Linked DNA regions of Homo sapiens: region 2 is linked to region 1. A link is a contact called in ENCODE Hi-C or POLR2A ChIA-PET data. All regions are on one chromosome and are shown on one strand. Each heading gives the region's core, a stretch centred on a gene start or an enhancer-like site at or near the end of the contact. The rest is flanking DNA. Distances are from core to core; before and after follow the strand shown. Region 1 overlaps CBLB (Cbl proto-oncogene B). Region 2 holds the start of LINC01215 (long intergenic non-protein coding RNA 1215).

The links. A loop is a pair of places that touch in the nucleus more often than their neighbours do. ChIA-PET counts read pairs that join two places held with the same protein, here RNA polymerase II (POLR2A). Pooled maps may share reads with other maps.
Region 2: a pooled map shows a loop between it and region 1 (20-fold over the local background). The contact joins the promoter of LINC01215 here to the enhancer-like site in region 1. A Hi-C loop is called at or near these places in 2 of 37 single-sample maps with no recorded cell type and 7 of 50 pooled maps. POLR2A ChIA-PET finds 5 or more read pairs at or near these places in 1 of 52 experiments (activated T-cell).

The regions. Positions count from the first base shown.
Region 1 is chr3:105,825,941-105,831,734 of GRCh38, forward strand. The region is part of intron 3 of CBLB (Cbl proto-oncogene B); the gene reads right to left. Among named protein-coding and RNA genes, the nearest start is that of CBLB, 40 kb to the right of the region's middle. RefSeq lists a silencer at 3,014-3,063. Within about 2 kb of position 2,156, at least 7 of the 41 ENCODE cell types and tissues checked have a DNase peak (open chromatin) inside an H3K27ac peak, as active enhancers do.
Region 2 is chr3:108,123,814-108,129,607 of GRCh38, forward strand. It overlaps LINC01215 (long intergenic non-protein coding RNA 1215), which reads left to right and starts at 1,251. Exons shown (of 2, transcript NR_110030.1): 1 at 1,251-1,329. RefSeq lists enhancers at 434-693, 488-988, 774-823, 894-1,033, 1,314-1,363 and 2 more.

The DNA of each region.
Region 1 (5,794 bases), core at 906-3,405:
AATGACATACAAATTCCTAAAAATTAAACAAAATGAATTAGTAGATTAAATTCTTGAAAAGATAGCTTCAACTAAGCTCCTTAACAACAATTTCCTTGACTTTTGAAATTTAACGTCAAGCACACTGGAGTTTGAAATGGCTCCAGCATGACACGGCTCCAGCATGACAGCATGACATGGATCCAGCATGTCCCCAATTTTGTTTATGGGGACTCAAGTTAATTGTACAACTCATGTAGTGCTACAAAATAGTAGATACTTCAAAATAATCCATTAGCTTCTTGATCAGAGAAACGAACATACAAATATTTACCACATACACAAAATGCTCTATTAAGTCATTCATAAAGAAGTAATAAAACCATATAACAAGGCAGTATAAAACATGATCTCCATTTTGAAAAAAGATAAAATATTAAACAAGACATGCTATCCTAGAAACACTTTAGCTTTTTGGTATAAAATCCAACAAATTTCTTACTCCACTCTCCAGTCTTTGCCGTCAGACAAACTATATTAGACTAATCATTCATGTGCATTTTAAATGGTGCCACTTCACTGCTTAAGAATGCACAATGGTTTCTCGACAGCTTTTGTAAGATCAAATCTATATTCTTTAGCCCTCCATTATTTTGCCCCCAACTTCCATTCACCCTTTCATCCTCTTGTACCATTCTCTCAAATACTCTTCATAATATAAAGACTTACACTGACATCTACAAGGATGTACCTGCTGCTGGGGTCAGAAGATTGTGGAAGCCTTGGCAGAAAAGGCTTCTGAACATAAACAGAAAAGCAATGATACACATGATGCAAATGCACCCAGAAAATCCCATTACTGCTCCCAGGACCAGGAGACAGGGGATGTGGTATTAGAGGATTTTCTATGTTGGTATGAAAGGAAATGTTCCCTCAACTTTCTCATTCATATATAAAATGAATTTTAAAAAATAAATGAATCCCAGGCAAGAAAGACTATGTGTGTTCACTCCCTGGTTTTCTTCAAAATGCAAGATGCGTGGTATTTACATACACTTACAGCTATGCATAATGAATGTGATGGAATTTATTAGCACAGCCACAAATACAGGGCTTTGAAAGGAAACCAAGAGTAGGACATGAATTGTTCCTGTAATATAATATGGCGCTCCTTTCAATTTTTCCCCACCTAGAGCTTCACACATAGTTTACAACGATTCTGGCAAAGGTAGGGTATTTCAACACAATGAAACATAACTAAATAACTTGGAACCAAATGCTGTCATTCAGTGAAGCTATATTCCATCCCCAGAGTAAATGACGTAAGTAACCTTCTGGACTGAAAATGACAAACCAAACAATGCTTTCTGAAAATTTCTCATTCATCATTATGAAACTTTTTTTTTCCCTCGTACCCATCTCCCACACAGAAGTTGGTTCCCATAACACTCACAATTTCTTGTAAGTGTTATTACTTAGTCTAAAAGGTTGCAAAGCACAGGGCATTTTTCCATCCATTACAATATAAACTCATAAACTCCCCAAGCAAGTAACTGAATTTTACCAGTGTGTATGTGTGTGTGTGTGTGTTCAGAAGTAACGCCAGGAACCTGGTCTCTGTTAAGGTCCTTAAACTCCCATGGACTGGCCAGGGAGCACTTTACCAGCACTGGCCCAGACATTAGCCAAAGGCAGAAAGGGGAGGGAAAGACATGAGGGAGGAAGACAAAGAAAGGGAGGCAAAGCAGACACAAAAATTTAAGACAGGAAATTTAGATTATCAAGAGACAGCACTCTGTTTACGCCTCAAATGGGTCATACATCTAACAGTTACAGATAGTCACAAAATGGTTTAATACTGAATAACTGTAATATAAAAGCAGTATTAGCATGAATCCAGTGGTTGCTCTGAAAACAAGATATAGTTAATAATGTTTTATTTCACATGAAAATGCCTTCACATATTATGCAAATTTGAAACTTAAACCTCAAAAAAACACAGCAGAAATGGTGAATTCTGTCAGCATGGTAATGTATTTTATACACAGTTTTGGCTAAGTGTGACAGAATAATACTATCTGATGCTGATGTTTATTTCCTTCTCGCCTAAGCAAAGCAGCTCTAGTCTATGGAGAAGTCAAGGACTTAGGCTCCTTCTCCCATCCCTGTTCCATCACCCTCCTTCACATGGTTGAGATGACTCATAACCCTGTTCACATTCTAGCCAGCAGGGAGCAGGAAAAAGGGGAATGAGCGGGCATGTGGCTTCCCTTTAAGGGCATGATCTAGAAGCTGCACAGCTCACTTCTACTCACATCCAATTCATCAAAACTTGCTCACAGGGCCACATCAGCAACATGTGAACCCAGGAAATGCTATCTTTACTATGGATGGATAACAATGGGGAAATATATAATGATAGGAAAGGGACAAAATGGATTTTGGAGGCAATTAGCAATCTTTAATACAGATGTCAAAGGAAACGACAAAACAATTTTCATTAAATATTAAATGCTGTTTCACTGAGTGGACTAAACTAAGTTAGAATAAGATTTTTAATTTTTGTCTTTTCTTAAAGGAGAAAATATTAAGATAGACGCCAAAATACTTGAAAGTTAAGATTATATGAAATACTAAACATTTTCTAAACTAACAAAATAAGTATCTTTTCAAATTTTAGTTCCACACATTTTTTTAGCATAAAATAGAAAAGAAATAAATATGCACTAATAAGTTTAAATAATTTCACTCTTGACCCTAGGGCAAAATACTATCTTTCCTTGAGTCATATATTTGTAAGAGAGATGATTATACATAAAATATAAACTGAAATAATTTTACAAATAAACTTTATTTTTCAAACACAACCTACTCGATTTTAACAAGAAACTGTAGGTCTAAGGAGCTCAGCCCTGAGTCCAGAAAGGTCAAAGGAAGTTTTATACAACGTTCTCTTGGGACATTTCATGACATCACCTACAAAGACAGTTCAAGAAGGTGAGAAAACATTTTAACCACAGTGGAACAGAAGCTTCTAGGGAACCTCTATACCACATTTCTAGACCAGAATATTTAACATATATAATTTGCCACAATTCTTTTTAAGTTACAGTCTTTCTTCTTCCTAAATACAAAAAAAAAAAAATTCATTAACAATCAATTTTGTTTTTTTAATCCCCTGTCCTCCCATGTAATGAATGCTGATGAGATCCTGAAATATTCCCCAAAGTAATGAAAAAAAATTAAAAATGCCCAGTTCATATAGCTCCTAAAATATGCCTCCTTTTAGGAAATACAAGTTACTTTTCTAATCTGGTTTTGTAGCTTATGAAAAAAATAAACATTCTTGAATACACAGGTAAAATAAACGTAACGAATACTGTTTGTCTTTCCATAAAGATGTTTTGTCACAGTAAAGGCAAGAAGATCAACTCTCACACACAAAACTGCAGCTATCAGCTGGGTGTGGTGACTCATGCCTGTGATCTTGACGCTTTGGGAGGCCAAGGCAGGAGAAATGCCTGAGCCCAGGAGTTCAAGACCAGCCTAGGCAACATGGCGAGACCCTGTCTCTACAAAAAATTTAAAAATCAGCCAGGCATAGTGGCATGTACCTGTAGTCCCACCTACTTGGGAGCCTACTTGGAGACTGAGGCAGGAGGATGGCTCAACCTAGTAAGTACAGGCTGCAGTGAGCTGTGTTCATGCCACCACACCATAGCCAGAGCGACACAGCAAGACCGTCCCAAAAAAAAAAAAAAAAAAAAAAAAAAAAAAAAAAACCAAACTGCAGCTATCTTCATAATAATGGAGGAAGATTTCTTCCAAAATCAAATTTTTCTATTTTTCTTCTACATTATTATACTTTTGAAACATTTCTTTATATTTCTAGTTAATTATCCTACTGCAAGAGAAATTCTTGCTATTGAAAGCCATGATAAGAAGTGTAAATCATCTATTACATATATTTGAAGTGGTATCTTCAAATAGTTTTAATTTAAGGGGATATCTCATTTCATATGTAATTAGTCAGCACATGTATAAACCCAAGGATCCCAACTGTCAGATGTATTTTATTTGCTTCCCTTTTCACTAGAATTCTTACTCTGGGGAATTCCAATGCCTTAGGTGTTATAAATGAGAACAAAGAAGAAGGAGTGATGCAGAGTTATCACACTTTCTACCTCCTCCCCTGCCCCTGCCCCAGTAATGCATTGCTGCCAACATCAAAACATCTTGGAAGGCTGTCCAGGGTATCGTTACCTTACAAATCCCCATGAACCATGATGAGAAAAGCCTACTATTAATAAATAAATAAAGCCACGTAATAGGTGTCCAAAATTGCCTAATAAGATTGCCCATTGTTTATATGACAGACATTTAGATCCTTGTACTCTGTACTTAATTTCCTACCAGAAGCAATATTTCCTATCAAAGACTTTTCCTTTGTTGTATGTAATAATTTCCCCTGACTCAGCACTATAAGGATCTGAATGTTTTTCTTCTGTTACAGGAAGCGTTGGTAACCCGGATACAGAATCAATCTTATAAAGCATCATATAACAAGAAAGATCAGTCAGACTTAGTCATGAAAGACAGGAGCCAGATTAAAAACTAGGTATTTTTTGTTGTTGTCTTAAAAGACCAATTTCTGTATCTAAAAGTTTGTTTCCAATAAATAAGTAAATAATTTACAGTCTAATATTAAGTTGTAAAGTTTAAAAACAGTAAAAATCTGTTTATATAATTTCAGAAACAGAGCCATTATCAAGTAAGAAAGTAAGACACATGCCATGTAATGGAAAGCTTATCTAAAGAGTAGCCTAATGTGAAGTACAATGTCTACTTCTCCTTCAATTAAAGCACAATGAACCAAAAACCACCAAATTTATGTCAAACTCTGTTCTCAAAAGTTGGTCAATTCATTCATTCAGATATTAACTGATTGCACATTGTCCATATAGCATGTAGTCTAGTGTAAATATAAAACATGGGAAGCACCAAAATTATAATTCAGTGACACCAAACTTCTAAGTGACTAGAACTTAGCTGAGGAGACACGGCTGACATGAAATATCCAAAATGCAAAACCTTGTCATTTAAATACGAAATTGCATGGTAACCAGAGTAACTTCCTTTCTTGTTTTATTTTTTCTGATATATACTTCCCCCAAACCAGACCATACACATAACCATGTTCATGGTTGAAAAATCAGAAGAGCAGAAGAGAAAAAGTGTAAAAATGAAAACACAATCCTTCAATTCCTCCACTCCTGAGATATCCAGCACCAAAGAACCACAATACAATATGCTTTCACATATTGTATTCTAAGCTAGGCGTATACTCCCATTCCTTTAAAATATCTTCCATGACATCTTTTCCTGCCTGTATCTCCTACCTGAGCATTAGCTTGGGGAATAGCTCAAATACATTTCCCCATTGAAAGGATGGGGATCTCCAGGTGGGCTCAGACCGCCAGGCGGGCTCAAATGCCATCCTCCGTGATTCCTGAAAATTGTGAGCTTCCCTCAAGTAGAAATGAGAACCTGAAGCATCAAGATAGAACTGTCTCTACACCACCAACTACAATGTTCTGACAAAAAGTAAAAGCTAAAAAATGCTCAAGTTCTAGCACTTGATTATTCAGAAAATGCTTCAAGAATGAGAACTTCAATTATACTTTGAAAGACAGTTAAAATTTGTTGGGGGAGAAAATAAATCATCAGAAAATATTCACAATACTAACTGTGACAACCTATTTGATAGGATGGTCAAAAAAGACCCATCTAAGGAGGTGATATTTATGCTTAGATC
Region 2 (5,794 bases), core at 1-2,500, 2.3 Mb after region 1:
ACACATTTAAAAAGGCACAATTAGAAGAATACCGCAAAAATAAAAAGAAAAATTCAGTTTGATCTGAGGGGGAAAAGAAAAAGCTGTTTTCATGAAAAACAGATTTTGAAGTACTTTTGTCATCAGCTTCCTTTCAATTCTTCTGGTTAATTTCATGAAGGCTGTGCGACCTTTCAACTTCCAAATGTTTGCAGGAGGGAAGGGTGGTAACGTGTGAGTGGAAAAACAATTAATTTTCAAGGTATGGGATTTTATAGTAGAGACTTCCTTAGCAGGATGGACCGTGACAGGGTGTTAGTGATGGAGACCTTAGGAGGAGAGGGCAGAAGATATGGGTTTGAGGTCCTGATGTACTCTGCCTGCTGTGTGATCTTGGACAAGTTCCGACCCCTCTCAGGGGTTCAACATCTTCCTACCTACATGAAGTGATGGGATCAAACACCTCTGTGGCCCTCTCTAGTCTATATGTTTGCATTTCTAACTGTAGAGCATGATAAAAAAATAAATCAGAAGTCAGTGATCTTTAGGTTACTAGTCAGGATGAAACTCAAAAGATCTATTTTTAAAATTATGAGTATTGGGTGTGGTGAAAATATTCATATTTGGGGTCAGAGAGTTTTTCTAATAGAATCAATTCTAGAGCATTCAGACTTGCTCTCACCCCAAAGAGGAAGTGAATGAAAGCTCTTCTTTCTCCTCTGCTGCTTTCTTTGTCCATGGGAGTATGCAAATTTTTCTGGCAACACAGAAGACTGAACACAGGAAGCCTGAACCCCGTGAAGCCATAAGGCTTAGCATGGGTGTGGAGGGTGATCAACCCCTCATCTGTCATTCAGAACTCCATGCTGCAACACAGAGGGGAAAAAAAACCTTCTGCTCCCTGTTTCAACCTCAAGGGCAGAGAACACAGGCCGAGTTGCTGTTCTTGTCTCACAATCTGGAGGCCAGAAGTCTGAAATCAAGGTGTCGGCAGGATTGGCTCCTTCTGGGAGCTGCGAGGGAAGTATCTGTTCCAGGCCTCTCTCCTTGGCTTACAGATGGCTGTTGATATGGTTTGGCTGTGTCCTCACCCAAACCCCATCTTGAATTGTAGTTCCCATAATCTCCACGTGTCATGGAAGGGACCCGGGGGAGGTAATTGAATCATGGGGGCAGTTACCTTCACGCTGTTCTCGTGAAAGTGAGTGAGTTCTCAGGAGATCTGATAAGGGGACTTTCCTCATTTTACTCACTCAGTTCTCTTCCTGCCACCACTTGAAGAAGGACGTGTTTGCTTCCCCTTCTGCCGTGATTCTAAGTTTCCTGAGGCCTCCCCAGCCATGCTGAACTGTGAGTTAATTAAACCTCTTGCCTTTATAAATTACCCAGTCTTGGGTATGTCCTTATAGCAGCATGAGAATGGAAATACAGCCATCTTCTCCATGTGTCTCTTTACATTGTCTTCCCTCTGTAAGCGTTCGTTTCTGTTATAAGACACTAGTCTTATTGGATTAGAGACTGTAATGACCTCATTTAAATTTGATTACCTCAGTAAACACACTATCTCCAAATAAGGTCACATTCTGAAATATTCAGGGTTAGGACTCCAGTAATATCTTTTTGTGGGGAGACACACTTCAATCCATAACATACTATAAGAGAAGGGAGCGCTTACCACTGTCCATTACCTGGAACCAGTTCAGACAACCATCATCTTTCTACATGCGATGGAGAAAACAGTTCACCTGGGCATTTTTGCTATGACAGGAGGAAACGTCAATATCAAACCATTGGAGAAGGTAGCTGAGTCATTCATTTGTGGCAGCAACCATCTTTCCTTCCCGCACCCCCTGGCTAGGCTGCTCCATGTTGGGAGGTGGTGTGTTCAGTACAGCCACAGTGAGCTAAGTGAGGGCTTCAGCTGCAGGCTGGAGTGACCCAGGGAGGAACTGCCGCCTATCAAAAGGAAACACCTGCCACAGAAGGTTCACTGAAGCCTGAGAAAATAAACGTCAAGAGCTCTGGGCTGTGCCACCACCAGTCTCCACCACTATTCTGAGGCAGAATGCACCTATTGGCTCACAATGCTGTGAAAGAAAACAAGAAAGTCGTGATGGTGAGCGCTGCCCTGCAGAGATAATGAGCCACTAGAGTAGTTCTGAGGCAGGAGCCAGAGGAGCTGTGACACAGAGGCAGTCAGGGAGTGGGACTGGGGTCACAGGAGGGGCTGGACCCAGTGGTCTAGTGCCTCATCTCATTCCAGATATGTGACCTAAGATCTGCATGTGTGTGCCTGTGCATGTGTGTGCCTATGTGTATGTGGATATGTGGCAACATATATGTGCATGCATGTAAGTGAGTACACATGCATGTGCATGTGGTGGGGTGTGGGTGACTGGATAGAGGGAGCATGGGGAAAGGGAGGGAAAAGAGGGTTAAAACCGTGACAGGATAATAAGCATCTGAAATACTTAACTACAACAAAATGTTCTGAGGCTTTGTACAGCCTTATTTTCCAAACTGCAGGTTGTGGCTCAGCAGTCAGCTGGGAAATCAATTTACCCATGCAGAGATTCTTAACCTGGGTCTGTGGACACTGCCCTTTCCCCACAAGAGGCCCAAGGATAGAATTGTATTTCAATATCATTGATTTCCTTTGTAAGCCTAAGAGTTTTGCTTTATGCATTTAAAAACACTACAAGAAAGGATCCATAGGCTTCATCACATGGGGTAGAAATGGCACGTGCACACATGCATACACACACACACATACACACAAACAGATACACACACACACACAAACACATATACACACACACACAAGGTTAAAAATCTCTAGGTCAAAACCAGCATTTTAAAAAGTTATTAAGATAACTAGATTATAAAGAAATTAAAAAATTTGAGCTATGCATGTAATGAGGGTACTGTTTTGTGAAACTGGTTTTAGATATACAAATACTTGTGTATATAAAATATACATATGTATATGTGTGTACATATTTATGCACACACATTTATTTATTTGTTTATTTTGTGATGGAGTCTCGTTCTGTCACCCAGGCTGGAGTGCAGTGGCATGATCTCAGCTCACTGCAACCTGTCTCCCGGGTTCAAGCAATTCTCCTGCCTCAGCCTCCTAAGTAGCTGGAACTACAGGCATGCCACCATACCCAGCTAATTTTTGTATTTTTAGTAGAGACGGGGTTTCACCATGTTGGCCAGGATGGTCTCGATCTCCTGACCTTGTGATCTGCCCGCCTCAGCCTCCCAAAGTGCTGGGATTACAGGTGTGAGCCACCCTGCCTGGCCATTTATTTTTAACTGTAGGGCATAGGGCAAAAAATTGATAGCTAGTGTTCAATAGCCTACTGGACATTAGGGTAAAAGATTTTTTTAAAAAATTTTTAAAAATTATGAGTGAGGAATGTAGTGGGCCATTTGTGTTTCAGAGTGGAGGGCTCTGCTATTAGGCAGACATTTGACTTTTCACTCGGCACATCCACATTCCAGCCAGTCTCCCAGTGAATGGTGATAAGCTGGCCCTGATCATGCCTGTATGGCTACACCCCTCTCTGCCTTGTTGAGGCCTGAGTTAATTTGAAGTGTTGCAGAGACATGTGTTGATTCCTGTGGCTACAAGGCTCCCGGAAGTGTCAGAGGCAGAGGTATTGTTTCCTGGGAGGGGTGTCTTCCTGTGTACCGCTGGTGTACCACTGGTGTATGCCTGCCCAGAAGTTTGTTCTTTCACACCCACAGGGCCACCTGAAGAAACAGAGATAGGGTCTCCCACGGAATGGGGCAGCAAAAGAAGTAAAGCAAAAGTGAAGAAAAGAGAAATAGGGGGCAGCAAGTGTTCAGGAAAAGGGGGGTCAGATAGGAGAGAGAAGCAAAGAGAAAAATCAAAGTGTATAAAGCAAGTGGCGGGACTCGCTGAGCTGTAGGTGTAGTAAGAAGCTATCACACCAGCCTGTTAGCTCCCTGCAGGATTCACAGCATCAAGGATGGTGAAACCGAAAGAAAGAAAAGGTAGTTCAGCAGGAAAGATCAACAAAGACAAATCCTGGGACGAATCCAAGCTGCTATTAGAATCGAACCAAGCAAAGATATGACCACCTATGTTAGCGACCTGTTGCTTAGTTTATTTTAAATGAAACTCATATTTACTTGATTAATTTAGAAAATCTGAGATTCACTAGAGCAGGAACTTTGCCTTCCTCAGTTCCTAGACCAGTACCAGTTACATGGTGAAGGCTTAATAAATATTTATAAAGGAATGTTAATTAATCAGCTGGTAATTGATATGTAAAATTGCTTGAAATTATAAAATAATAGTGACAACTAAAAGTAATACAGTGCATAATAGTTTAGAAATCAACTTCATGATTATCTCATTTAATCCTCACACAGTCCCATCAGGTATCACCATGATCATCCTCACCTTAAGAATAAGACACTAGTTCGAAGCCACTCTATGATTTGTGCCTGGGATTTTAATCAATATTCTCTGATGCAAAAGCCAACCTAGCACTTTGCCTCTTTGGTCATGTTGTATGTGCCCACTCATGATAAGTGCTTGGTATATTTAAGTAGTCATATCCATAGTAGGTATAGGTATCAGTTTGGATTCTCCAGGAAGCAGAATTACGAGTGTATGAGGAGGAGGGGGTCACACCTGGGAAAGATAAAGGGAGACTGATCAAGGTGGGGCAATGTATTAGTCCATTTTCACACTGCTGTAAAAAAATACCTGAGCCTGGGCAATTTATAAAGGAAAGAGGTTTAACTGATTCACATTTCCACATTGCTGGGGGAGCCTCATACTTAGAATCATGGCGGCAGACAAAGAGAAACCAAGGACCTTCTTCACATAGTGGCAGGAGAGAGAAGAGCCAGTGAGTGAGGAAGTGCCACTCTTTTAAAATTATCAGATCTCATGAGAACTTCCTTACTACCATGAGAACAGCTTGAGGGAAACCTTCCCCATTATCCAATCACTTCCCACTAGGTTCCTACCTTAACACCTGGGGATTACAACTCAAGATGAGATTTGAGTAGGGGCACAAAGCTCAACCATATCAGACAGGGGTGCTGATGTGCCACTTATGAAAGGAGAGGCAGAAGGAAGCAGGATGGAGCTGGGAGTGTCTCAGTCCATGATGTAGATCTGACGAAGTCTTAGCCAATATAATGGAAGTCCCATAGCAAAGACTGCCTGCAAGAGAGTCCCACACTGGATAGAAATGGCCTGGCCTGGCCATGAACCTCCATGCTCAGGCAATGTCTGGGTCTGCCTAGGATGTGCATGGCCTTGGCTTGAAAGTTAAGGTGGATTCTACAGACGGTGTAGCTGGATGCTGTTGGCTAACTGCACATCTTGCAACCCGACAGCAAGTTATTCCTTGAAGGGAAAAGCAAGTGGTGCACCTCATGACTATATATGTTTACATTTTTAAAGACATGACATTTTAATATAATTCCCACTTAAATACTTTAGCTGGCTATTGTTTTCTTTACTATACCCTGACTTTCTAGTTAGTGAACTATAGCCAACATAGAGACCAAATGTCCCAGTTTGAAAATCCTAAATTCCTACCTACAGGGTTGAGAGAAGAGAAGGGATTATGCTAGATTGAGCAATTAAAATTTGATACACTGGATCAGGTCAACTGTTACAAAAACACAGGTGCTGCCAGTCCATTTTTCATATCCCTGGCAGACCTGGCCGATTGATCACAGCACTCTTCCTTATGAGTTGTGTTGTCTGCCTCAAAATTATTTTCAACATTGTGATCCAGACAGCCATTCCCAATCTATC